Linked DNA regions of Homo sapiens: region 1 is linked to region 2. Evidence: read pairs that join two places in POLR2A ChIA-PET (ENCODE). Cell type or tissue: GM12878. All regions are shown on one strand. Links, peaks and the distances in the headings refer to the core of each region. The heading gives the core; the rest is flanking DNA.

Evidence for each region. ChIA-PET counts read pairs that join two places held together with the same protein. Peaks named below come from ENCODE experiments on the same cell type or tissue, not always from the same donor. Only the 100,000 strongest peaks of a DNase experiment are listed, where the experiment ranks them.
Region 1: POLR2A ChIA-PET joins it to region 2 with 7 read pairs; 2 of 35 experiments call an interaction of 5 or more read pairs at or near these places.

The regions. Positions count from the first base shown.
Region 1 is chr11:33,908,887-33,916,826 of GRCh38, forward strand. LOC105376621 (a long non-coding RNA gene) reads left to right here. Exons shown (of 3, transcript XR_931176.3): 3 at 1,847-2,752. It overlaps LOC124902659 (a long non-coding RNA gene), which reads left to right and starts at 4,211. Exons shown (of 2, transcript XR_007062648.1): 1 at 4,211-4,249; 2 at 5,028-5,237. In GM12878, for the core only: no CTCF peak of the experiment used is centred there; a DNase peak (open chromatin) is centred at 3,895; H3K27ac peaks cover 875 bases.
Region 2 is chr11:33,754,746-33,759,745 of GRCh38, forward strand. It overlaps FBXO3 (F-box protein 3), which reads right to left. Exons shown (of 11, transcript NM_012175.4): 4 at 3,742-3,856; 5 at 1,026-1,230. Among named protein-coding and RNA genes, the nearest start is that of FBXO3, 17 kb to the right of the region's middle. In GM12878, for the core only: no CTCF peak of the experiment used is centred there; no DNase peak of the experiment used is centred there.

The sequences.
Region 1 (7,940 bases), core at 1,641-6,640, 160 kb after region 2:
ACCTCCTGGCCTCAAGTGATCCTCCCACCTCAGCCTCCTGAGTAGCTGGCACTACAGGCACACACCACCACACCCAGCTACTTTTTAAAAACATCTTTTTGTAGAGATGGGTGTCTTATTATGTTGCCCAGGCTAGTTTTGAACTCTTGGACTAAAGTGATCCTCCCCTCTCAGCCTCCCAAAGTGCTGGGATTACAGGTGTGAACCACTGTGCCCAGCCCTGAATTTTATATAATTAATTTCATATAATGTACCTTCTTTGGATTTTTCCAACCATTAAAAAATGTAAAAATCATGTTTAGTGCATGGACTGTACAAAAGAGGTAGTGGGCCCATTCTGGGTTATGGGAGGTAGTTTGCCAACCCCTGCTCTGTAACGTTACTCAAGGCGTGGTCCAGGGTTCAGTAGCTCAGTAACAATTTGTTGGAAATGAAAACTTAGGGGCCCCACCCTAGACTTACTCAATCAGGATTACTAGGGAAAAAAAAAAAAATAGGAATCTCTATCTTTGCAAGCTCACCAGCTATTTTTATGCACACTGAAGTTTGAGAATTACAGATGTGGTTCTCAAACACACATATGTGCAAAAGCCTGTATGTACAACAATGTTCCTAGCAGCATTATTTGTGATAAACCCGGACTGAAAACAACCCAAATGTCCAGGAACAGTAAAATGTCTAAAAGCAGTAAAATAGGTAAACCAAATAATATTCAGTAATGAAAATACACAAAGTAGGCTTTATGCTCATATTATGCAATATGGATAAACCTTTTAAAGAATGTTGAGCACAAAGGAAAATCCATCAGGAGGCTGAGGCAGGAGGATCACTTGAGGCCAGAAGTCCAAGTCCAGCCTAGGGCAACACAGCAAGACCCTATCTCTACAAAAAAAATTTAAAAATAGCCAGATGTGGTGGCACACACCTGGAGTCCCAGCTCCTCAGGAGACTGAGGTAGGAAGATCACTTGAGCCCAGGATTTCAAGGTTGCAGGGAGCTATGGTCACACTACTGCACTCCAGCCTGGGCAATAGAGCAAGACCCTGTCTCTTAAAAAAATCAATAAATCAATAAACAAATACATCCAGACACAAAAGAATATGAACTCTATGATTCTGTACAACAATATAAAGTTCAAAAATAGACACTATTGTTTTGGAGTGAGCACTTAAATGGCAAAACGGTCAAATGAGGCAAGGAAGTTATACTTAAAATCAGGATTGTGATCTTTGGGAGGAAAAGGGGTGTTGTGTTTAAATGGGCACATAGGACGCTTCTAGTGAGCTGACAATGTCCTATTTCTTGACCCGGGTGATTATAGCATCTGTATTCACTTTATGATAATTTGTTAAAGTGTACATTTATGTTTTATGCACTTTTCTCTATGTGTGATTTTTTCACAATAAAAAATTAAAAGGAAAAATAACTGCGAGTAGTGGCAACTTTCTGAGCTAGCCCTGTGTATAGAACCTGCCAGATCCACTTCACACCTTGACTTCCTGCTTGGCCAATTCCCTGTAGCCCACCCAACTGCAAGTTGCAAATTTATAGGCCAACTGAGCCCAGATGGTTTCCTGCGATAGCTGCTAGGGGCATAATAATGAATACATGTCTCCCAGCACGTTCCCGAATGCATTTTGGCAGGATTTTTCCTGCAGGCAGTAAAACCTTGTTACAAAGTCTCTCTCTGTCTCAGGGGCTTGGCCACATTGCAATTGAGCCACACTGCCTCCTGTTCCAGGCAGCCATCATCCTTGCTCCACATAGCATCCTTGAGAGCTGGCTTTTTCTCCATTGTCCTGTGAAGCTGGTTGATTGATTGTTACTAATAATCATTGCATTTCAGAAACTCGGATTCCTGTCCTCACAGCTGGAACTTTCTCTTCACACTAATTAGAAAACCATCCTCTGGGAAATGCGGCATCTTTATTGAGTCAATCTTTGGTGATGACTAAGTCAACTGGCAAGATGAAGTTTACATCAGGGAGATGAAGGCACTAAAACCCTTCCAGTACACTGGTCCCAGGCCTGAAGCCAATAAGCCAGGCTGACCTGACAGATATCCAGACCCCCACATCTAGAGAAACTAAGGGTTGCATTACAGAAGGACTAGCTAGAGGTTGGGGTCAACCCAGGGGTCAAAGAGCCATGCCAGCTATGATCCCCCAGTTTTCTTCCCCTTCTTCCTAATTTACAGTAGCTCTGGGTATTAGCTGCATAATTAAGACCACATTTCCCAGACTCCCTTGCAGTTAATACAGTCATGTGACTAAATCCTCATTAATAAGAATGCAAGCAGAAGTGGTATCTGGAACTTCTAGGAAAGGTCCATGTCCTTCTCCTTTCCCTTCTGTGTTGCTTGGAAGCTTTAGCTTCCATACCAATGAATAGCAAAGCATCATACAAGTTCTGGACTAATTTTCTGCCTTTTTTTTTTTTTCAAGACAGGGTCTCACTCTGTCACCAAGGTCTGAGTGCAGTGGCGCGATCTCAGCTCACTGCAGCTTCAACTTCCCAGCTTCAAGCAATCCTCCAACCTCAGCCTCCCAAGGAGCTGGGACTACAGGCGTGCACCACCATGCCCAAATAATTTTTTTTTGTAGAGACAAGGTCTCACTATGTTGCCCAGGCTGGACGCAAGCAATCCTCCTGCCTCAGCCTCCCAAAGGGCTGGGATTATATGCATGAACCATGGCACCTGGCCTTAATTTCCTGGCTTTTGTTAAAAAAAAAGAAAAGAAAAGAAAAGAAACTTCTATCTTGTCTAAGCCACTGCTTTGGAGGAGTTTCTGTCACTTGTATTTGAACCCAGTCTTAATTGGTACAACAGCTTTTGTCAATGGTAAAGAAGTGGAAACAACCTTAGTGGCCCACAAGAAAGGACTGGCTAAATTCGTTCACTCATTTACTTACTCATTTATCGCATTTTTAATGAGTGCCCACCACATGCTCGGCTTTGATCTAGGCTCTGAGCTATGGGGGATATAGTGGTAAAAAGGTATTGTCTCTACCCTGAAGAACTTTGTTAGAAGAGGAGGCAGAAGGCATAAGTAAATGCGCAATACAATGATGTGTAATTAGCGGAACCACAGAGGCTAAGTAGTTAAAAAAACATTTTAAAACAGGATAGGAAAAATGGTGACGCATTGCTAAAAAGGGGATAATTAAAGATCATGCACAGTGAGTTCAATTTGTAAAACAGCATATATATTTGCATGGAGAAAAAACTAAACTGATATATGCTTTTTCTGAACACCTTGAACAGCAGTGGTATTTAGTAGGTAAACAATAAATGATTAATGAATGAAAGAATCTATTTCAAGATCAAGGGATTATTTTTTCTAGGTATTTTTCTGTACTTTCCAAATGCCGCCCAATAAGTATGTATTACTTTTGTAATAAGGAAAAAATATCAACATTAGGAAACTGTGAATTAGGGAGTTAAGGATCAAGATGACGTGTAGAGCAGCGATTTTTGTTAGAATGCAAACTAAGCTGTGCTAGACTTAGTCTCAAAAAGAAATGTAAGTCTGAGGTCTGAGTTTGGCCTCTCCCTAACGGGCGGAGACTGTGGCTCTCCACCCCATGCACGGTCCGGAAGCAGGCAAGCAAGTTTGCCCTGGGCTTTGTTCTACATTTTAGTGGGGCAGGGCCCACTGCAGCCAAGTTATTAAGCACTAGGTCTCTCACTTCTCTTCCCCTGGCTCCTCTCTGCTGGGCCTCCTGCCCTACCATCAAGGCAGCTGTTGTTGTTTTGTAGAGGCTAATTAACTCCACACTGCATGAAGCCAGACGCTAATTGGCCCACTCACTTAATCAACCTTAATGTCTCTCTTCTGGTGGACACGGCTGCTGCTTTTTGTTCCCCTGATCATCAACAAACGTGGTTCCAGGCGAATGGCAGCAACAGCCTCTGGTGGTAACAGCCCTCAGCCTGTCACCTACCACGGGAAATACTGAGGCTCATTTTGACACCTCAGCTCAGTGGACAGGCCCTCAAGTTCATGATCACCGAAGCATCTTGAAACCTGAGCTTATTGCTGCTCTTCCAAACATTGCATGATGATATGAGTCATCAGATGGTTGGTTACTCAAGAGAATTGGCCTCATCTCTGTCTGTTGCTGACACATAGTTAAGACTATAACATCTAACTTATACAGCTACCTTTTGCTGAGTGTTTTTTTTTTTTCTGTAGCACTGTGTCGGGGCCTTTCCAATGGAACATGAACACAACATTGCACAGAGTAGGTAAGCAATACAGATTTTTAACCGAATGAGGAAGAAACACCATTCTTATCCCATTTGTCAGATGAGGACACTGAGGCAACAATAATGTTTACATCTGTAATTGAAATGATGTACATATTCCTATAAGATTAGGACCAAGAAGTATTCTAATCCCCCCAACCTTTTTTTTTTTTTTTTTTGAGAAATGGAAGCTTTCCAAAAGAAAAATGACTTTCCTAAGGACAGAAGAGTATGACAAACAGAATAGTGCTACCCTTCCCAAAGATGTTTACCTGTGGCTGGGTGCGGTGGCTCACGCCTGTAATCCCAGCACTTTGGGAGGCCAAGGCGGGTGGATCACGAGGTCAGGAGATCGAGACCATCCTGGCTAACACGGTGAAACCCTGTCTCTACTAAAAAATTCAAAAAAATTAGCTGGGCGAGGTGGCAGGCACCTGTAGTCCCAGCTACTCGGGAGGCTGAGGCAGAAGAATTGTGTGAACCCGGGAGGCGGAGCTTGCAGTGAGCCGAGATCGTGCCACTGCACTCCAGCCTGGGCGACAGAGCAAGACTCCGTCTCAAAAAAAAAAAAAAAAAGTTTACCTGCTAATCCCCAGAAGCTATACATTTGTTACCTTAGATGCAAAACAACCTTGGTGGTGTGATTAAATTAAGATCTGGAGATGGGAAGTTTCTCCTGGAGCATTTAGTTGGGTCCAATGTAATCACAAGGGTCCCTATAAGAGGGAGACGGAAGTCTATGAGTAGAGAAAGCTGTAAGAACAGAAGCATATGTCAGATAGGAGAGAAGAAGCTGCTGGCTTTAAAGATGGAAGAATGGGCCACAAGCCAAGGAATGCAAGAAGCCTCTGGAAAATGCAAGCTGGAAAACAGAAGGAGATAGATTTTCCCCTGAAGTCTTCAGAAGAAATGCAGTGCTGCCAACACCTTAATTTTAGACTTCTGACCTCCAGAACTATAAGAGAATAAAACTTAACGTTTTAAGCCACTAAGTTTACGGTAATTTGTTACAACAGCCATGGCAAATGAATACTGATTTTGTTACTGCAGCAATACAAAACTGATACACACTGCAAGTGGAAGATTTAAAGGGCTTGACATTTAGGCATTAGGATGTGAAAACCCTTTTTCACTGAATTGATGAGATTTTTCCATACCTAATCAGTGTATGGTGATTTTGAATTCTAGCTTCCCATAAAGATGAAGATAACTGGGCAGGTGGAACTGTTGGCCTGCCTTCTCACTGCCAACATTTCCTCTGTCTCCTTCCTAGTCTATTCTACACTTCCTGCCCTTTTACTTCCTCTTCTTCCTCAAGCACCTAAAGCCCAACCTTGCCAGGCACAGTGGCTCACATCTGTTATCCTAGCACTTTGGGAGGCCAATATGGGTGGATCACCTGAGCCCAGGAGTTCAAGACCAGCCTAGGCAACTTGGCAAAACCCTGTCTCTACAAAAAATATAAAAAATAAGCCAGGTGGGGTGGCAAATACCTGTCAAGTCCCAGCCACTCAGGAGGCTCAGGTGGGAGGATCACCTGAACCTGGGGAAGTCAAGGTTACAGTAAGCTGTGATTGCGCCACTGCACTCCAGCCTGGGCAACAGGAATGAGACCCTGTCTCAATAAATAAATAAATAAATCCAGCCTCACAATATAGCTCATCTGGGGGAAACCATGTTTCTGTGTCAATCTGAAGGTCAGCTTTAACCAGGGCAGAAAGAGTCACAGAACTTGTGGGAGGTTGGTGTTTGGGAGACGGTAGACAGAACATTTAAACTCTTGTGTTTGAATTCTACCTACCCTGCCTGCTTCCAGCGTGCCTCCATTTCATCCTCCATCTGAAAGCTTGTTGTAAGGATGCAATGAAATAACCCATGTTGGGCCGGGTGCGGTGACTCTCGCCTGTAATCCCAGCACTTTGGGAGGCTGAGGCGGGCAGATCACCTGAGGTCTGGAATTTGAGACCAGCCTGGCCAACATGGTGAAACCCCTGTCTCTACCAAAAATACAAAAAATTAGCTGGGCGTCATGGTGGGCGCTTGTAATCCTAGCCACCTGGGAGGCTGAGGCAGGAGAATCACTTGAACGTGGGAAGTGGAGGTTGCAGTGAGCCGAGATCATGCCACTGCACTCCAGCCTGGGCAACAGAGTAAGACTCTGTCACCAAAAAAAAAAAAAAAAGAAAGAAAGAAAGAACCCATGTCATGCTTAGCATAATACCTGGCAATGATAAATGCTCAACAGATGTTTGTGATAATGACACTGACTCAAGCTGAGCTCCTGGTTCTCAGGAGCCTGGGTTTACTCCTCAGAGGCTTAAGATCTAGAGCAGTGGTTCTCAAACTATAGCATGCACCAGGTTCCTCTGGAAGGGACTGAGCCTCTCTTCCAGAGTTTGATTCAGTAGGTCTGGGGTGGGGCCTGAACATCCGCCCCAGGCAATGGGGATTCAGCGGCACCAGGGACTACACTTTGAGAACCACTGATTTAGAGCTGAGACTCAACGATGGTGCCTTCATTATTGTTCCCCAGCGCCCAGCACAGTGTCTGACATATAATAGGCATTCAACAAATATTTGTGGAATGAATACATTTTTTTCCACTGTCTCCCTGAGGCTTTAAATGTCTGGGAAGCTGCCCTTCTCCATAAAAGAATCCCATTCTCTATCTTTTTTATCGCCATCATATTTACCACAACTTGGTGCTGACAATCTCCTCTTCATAGACTCCCTGTTTTCCCCTTGAATACCCTCCATTTCCACAGTGAGTGTCTCTCCCCTGGATCTCAACCTTTTCCATTAACTCCATGCACTGCACAGCCTGTTCCGGGACATCAAACTTTAATTTAAACAGAAAATGATCAATAAGCTTAGCAAATTGCCCATGGCAACCTATGCTGAGTGAATCAAAGAGTTTTATAGGTAATTTAAAGGGTGTCTTCACTCATCCCTCAAGGTAAAGCTTAGCACATTGACAAGAGCCCTTTTCCGCCCTGGCTCAGGAAGCTCTGGAAGGAAATGGAAGAGAAAGGACTTAGGTCCTGGGGTTGGAGGAGGCTGGGCCAGGAAGGAAAGATCTGTCTTTTAGGATTAAAAGCTTCTAAGAAAAAAACACTGACATTAGATATCGAACCCTGTGTGAGTTGGGGGGTTTTGGATTGCAGAAAACAGAAATAGACTCTGGATAACTTTAGAAAATAAAAATAATTCCACTCTATAGGGTGTAATTGAAGAAAAAAGCAAATAGCTGGGTCTTATATTAGCAACCAGGGCTGCTTTCTCATAGGTGCTGTTTAGGGATGTATCTGCGCTGCTTTCTCTGTGTCTTTTGATTCAAGATTCGTATTCCAAGTAAACATCTGAGCAGCCTCACTGGGTTCCAGTCATGGCCTTCCCTTGGCCCGAGGGGAAAGGTGCCTGATGGAAAGTCTCACCAAGAATGTAAGTGGGAAGAGAAGAACAGCAAGGTGAGGAGTTACTGAGGAAGGGAGTGGTGAAGCAGGACTGGCAAACACATGTTTCTACTAAGGAACACTTCTGATGTTAAGAGTTATTTTTTTTCCAAACGAGAGCAGCCAATTTGTCAGAATATATGAGTATTTATGAGATCCTGGGGTCCATGCAGGACTTTGAAGGACCATCAAGCACATAGCCTGTTTATGTGCCCAAGCCAGGGAGCTATTGTTTTCTA
Region 2 (5,000 bases), core at 1-5,000:
GACATCAAGTAAAAAAATGAGATAAAAAGTATGAAAATGCTTTAAAAAGTTAAAGCTATAAAAGCTCTTTAAATATGTAAAATGTTATATAGAGTCACATGTCTCAACTATGAAAAGCATTTTCTTTTTTTTTTTTTTGAGAGGGAGCCTTGCTCTGTTGCCCAGGCTGGAGTGCAGTGGCTCGATCTCAGCTCACTATGACCTCCGCCTCCCGGATTCAAGCAATTCTCCTGCCTCAGCCTCCCCAAGTAGCTGGGACTAAGGCATGCGCCACCACACCTGGCTAGTTTTTGTGTGTTTTTTTTCAGTAGAGGTGGGGTTTCGCCATGATGGCCAGGCTGGTCTCAAACTCCTGATCTCAGTTGATCCACCCGCCTCAGCCTCCCAAAGTACTGAGATCACAGGCATGAGCCACCACACCCAGCCAAAATTTAGAATTTTCTATTTTAAATTCCTTTTTTAAGTAAAAAGTTCATATCTAGGCAAAAATGAAGGCAGAGGTTGTGTAACTGAGAAATTACTGATAACTGAAAATTATTTTTTCATTTTTATTAAATGAAACCAATACCATATTTTCTGTGGTTACATTAAAACAATAAAAGTCTCCTAAAAAAGAACTACATTTTTCGATACATCAAATACCCACTGAACAAAGTTTTAAAAGTTTCTATTGCACTCAAAGCATGAATCAAAGGATGTTCAAAGGCTAAATTTTTGGAAAGTCTGAAACACATATTACAATTAATTACTTCAACAAAAAGCTCCTCATTAATTTTCCTTAAAATACCTTAAGACAAATTGCAGCTTTTCCTCTGTATATACACCAGTTTTTTATGTCCAACTGTCAAGTTTTCTCTTGGGTTCCATGCCATTATGTCAGAATATTAACTCTAGTTAGAGAGGTCTATAACTAAAATGCATAATATTCTATACCCATTCTACAATCCTGAAAATACCTAATGCATGCATTTATACAACCATCAGAACACATCTTAATGCCATATTTAAACACACGTTCTACTTACTGGACATTGGTAGAAAACTTCATTTTTGTTTCGGCCCTCTGCAGCTTCCACTGCTATGTACTGACTCAAACCAGTATGTATGCAAAAAGTTAAAGGGAGACAGTATTTCAGTCCCTGTCTCTGCTGGAATCCTCCGGCAGCTGTATCGACGTCTAACAAATCTTCAGAACGATAGTGATTAGACAGTGCCATGCTTCCCAATAACCTGAGGAGCATACAGACTCAAACATGTAATACACGGCAGTGCCAAAGAGCTGTGCTTCATCTTTCTGATGAATAATAATTTCCCACTCACAACTTTATAAGTACTAATTAACATGACAATTCTAAATCAGGAATACCCAAAGCACTATAATTTCTAAATATTTAATTCAAACTCTTTTGATTGGAAAAAAGATTCTGATTTAAATTGAAAATTAATTAAATGTCTAAATGGCAATGTTTTAAAAAGAAATACAGTTTTACTGTTTTCAACAATCTATCCTGCCATGATATATTGATTTGCTGGTGTTTTGCTAGCCATGTATGTGTGGCCAATTTAATGTTTAAAGAAGTAAATTCTCTGATGCTGTTATCTTGATACAACCTTTAGCTTACCCTATGCAACCAGACAGTATAAATGTAAAGCAGCTTAAACCTTGTCCAAAGTTTCAAAAACTTGGATGCCTGGGGTATAGATTAATCTCATTAAATATATATATAGCAATACAGGTATCAAGGTATTCCTTGATGAGATTCCTAAGTCTCAATGCTTGAGCCATGTATAGATAAAAATCCCTGTGTTGCAATTTATGACCTATTGGTCATGTCAGTTCTGGGCAACTCTTCTAACAAAGTTCTCTCCTGTTTGCTCTTAAAATCTGACAGTTTTTCAACTTTGTCAAGTTTCAGTTCAATAGGAAAAAATAGCCAATAATTTAGGGTCATCTAGTCCTAACTGACTTCTATGTCTGACCCATGCCTAGTATTTGATTTCTTTCTTTTTTTTTGAGACAGGATCTTGTTCTGTCACCCAGGCTGGAGTGCAGTGCTTACTGCAGCCTCAGACTCCTGGGCTCAAGAGATCCACAGCTCCTGAGTAGCTGGAGCTATAAGTGCATGCTACCAAGTCTGGCAAATTGTTTTTAACTTAATTTTTTATAGAGACAGGCAGGATCTTGCTATGCTACCCAGGTTGGTCTTGAACTCCTGACTTCAGGAGTCCTCCTGCGTTGGCATCCCAAAGAGCTAGTTTCAGGTGTGAGCGACCACACCCTGCCCCCAAGATTTGACTTCTGAATACCTTATAATCTCAATGTGATCACCTTTGGGATTCCCTGTACTCATTCAACCCTCATCTGAAATTGTAACAGAGCCTCACATGATTCTTCACATACAAAGGAACACCAGGTTCCAATAAGAACAGTGCAAAGTTCTCCTTAAATTCTTATTAGCATTTCACAAGCACAATGTCTCTGAAATAGCTTACTTTCATAAAAGTACAAAAGGAGTAGACCCATTCAAAGCATATATGCCTTCTAAAACTGTGGGTGAGTTTTGATGACTACTGCATGGTCTACTTTTACCCAAAAGTTCCACAATGTAAAGTGGATATAGTGGCTGGAAGGCTGAGGCAGGAGGATCCCTTGAGCCTAGGAGTTCAAGACCAGCCTGGGCAATATAGTAAGACCCCATCTCTAATAATAATAATAATAATAATAAAAAAATAAAAATTTAAAATAATAAAAGTTTATAAAACAAATCTTAAAAAAAAAAAAAAAAAGCTGAGCCAGGCACAGTGGTATATGCTTGTAGCCCCAGCTACTTGGGAGGCAGACGCAGGAGGACTGCTTGAGCCCAGGAGTTAAATACCACTAGCCTGGCAACACACCAAGACACCATCTCTTAAAAAAAAAAAAAAAAAAAAAAAAAGTCTGGGTGGTTTGCATCTGTAATCCCAGCACTTTTGGAGGCTGAGGCAGGAATTTTTTGAGCCCAGGAATTCAAGACCAGCCTGGGCAACATGACAAGACCCCATCTCTACAAAAAATACAAAAAAGTAGCTGGGCATGGTGGTGCGCCTGTACTTCTAGCTACTGGGACAGCTGAGGTGGCAGGATTGCTTGAGCCAGGGGAGTCAAGGCTGCAGTGAGCTGAGATCATGCTACTATACTCCAGGCTTGGGGACCGAGCAAGACCCTGTCTCAAAAAAAAAAAAAAAAGTTCCACAATAAATACTTCATTCTTTAGAATTAAATTTTAAACAGGCCATTCAATTATAGACTGTGTTTAATATGACAAAACAATTTTATTTAGTGTAGTGTATGCAGCTCTGGACAAATGATTGCTCTTTACATGTATAGTAGGTAGAATTTGCGTCAAGCTCCCAAAATAATTTGCCTGGCCTGTAATAAGATACACATTTCAAGAGTTCTGAAGAATTTGGTTAAAATATATCGCACATACCTTTACTGTATGTCCCATCCCCCATCCCATACCAGACTTCATTTTAACTATACAAATATATTGATAAAAATTGTGTTTTTATGAGATATATTTATTTTGGTAAAATCTAATTCAAGCTATAGATTTTGTCTTATGGATTGCTATAAAGGAGAAAGAGGGAATTCCCATGCTTCTTTAATTTGTTAAGGGTAACTACAAATACAATTTATTTACTTTCATTCTAAAAAATAACTTGCATCATTAAAAATAACCAAAACATTGAATATCTTACCCAGGAACCACTAACTTCTGTCCATTGTGAATTCGGTATGAACATCGATAATCGTCAGGAAGCTTGCAGCCAATCTGCGCTTCCACAGCATCGAGGTCTTCCTCTCGAGCACCCTCTATAAAGGCACAAAAAAGAGTGAATTGTGAAGAAACAGCCTTAAATCTAAGAAGAAATGCAATCTATCTGCTAACTAATGAAACAATCTTGGAATGAGTGAATTCTGTCCAAAATATATGGCTGAAATAGAAGGAAATGAATTGAAAACTAATTTGAAGCACTGAGAAAGCAAATTTCTTAGTTTCCTCCCAACAGGGAAAACACTGGCACTTAGTAAAACATGGAAAGTGGGCACCAATGAGATCCACAATAATGTTTTCACATTATAACACAAACCTCTAAATTTCCTAAATCTAAAATATTCATACTGCTTTATTTAAAATAAAAAAAAAAACAGCAAAACCCCTGGAAGTTCTCTAAACTGATGTTATTTAAGAGTTTTAACATTGACTCTTAATGGGAAATATAGGACATAAGGTATGGTTCATGTGTGAGGAGGCCATTAACTTGAACTCTATTTTGCATATTTGTAAACTTGCCACATATTCTAGCTTTGAGAAGTGGGAAATAATGACAAATACCAAGAGATGAGATCGACATTCAGCAGCAGCCCACCAGGTTGTTGGACTAAACCTCTTGCTGAATAGTGAAAACAAAAAATTGGCTTGAAGACTTTCGAAGAGTCACAACGGTAGGGGAGAGGGGTCCAGGAGAAGAGAGAGACTGAGAGGTGGGCCAGGCATCGGAAGCCACCTTGTCTTTAGACAAGAATTGCTGTCAATTCTGAAAGCAAATATGAGGTTGAGTGGCCAAGAAGCTGAGCAAAGCTTTAGGCAGTACCACAGGGCTAGAGGGCAAAACAAACAGAGTTCAGGGTCCACAAAGGAGAGAGGGACCTGGTAAAACCCAAGGTTTTTGGGCTAGGATTCTGACTGACATCCTAGGAAAAAGGATGAACTGAAAATAAGACTAGTCCTCACAAAGACTAAAGCCCAGCTTTCAATCATGTCAATCCCTGATTGCATTACAGTGATCTGCCCATTGACTAGCTGCTAGCCAAAAGCAAAAGTAATCTCTAGAAGAAAATAACATTACCCCAAAATTCAAATTATGTCTAGCAATAAATTAAAAACAACTAGGCCTATACCAAGACAAGATCTGACTAAAGAAAGAGGAAAAAATAGAAAATAGAACCAAATCCA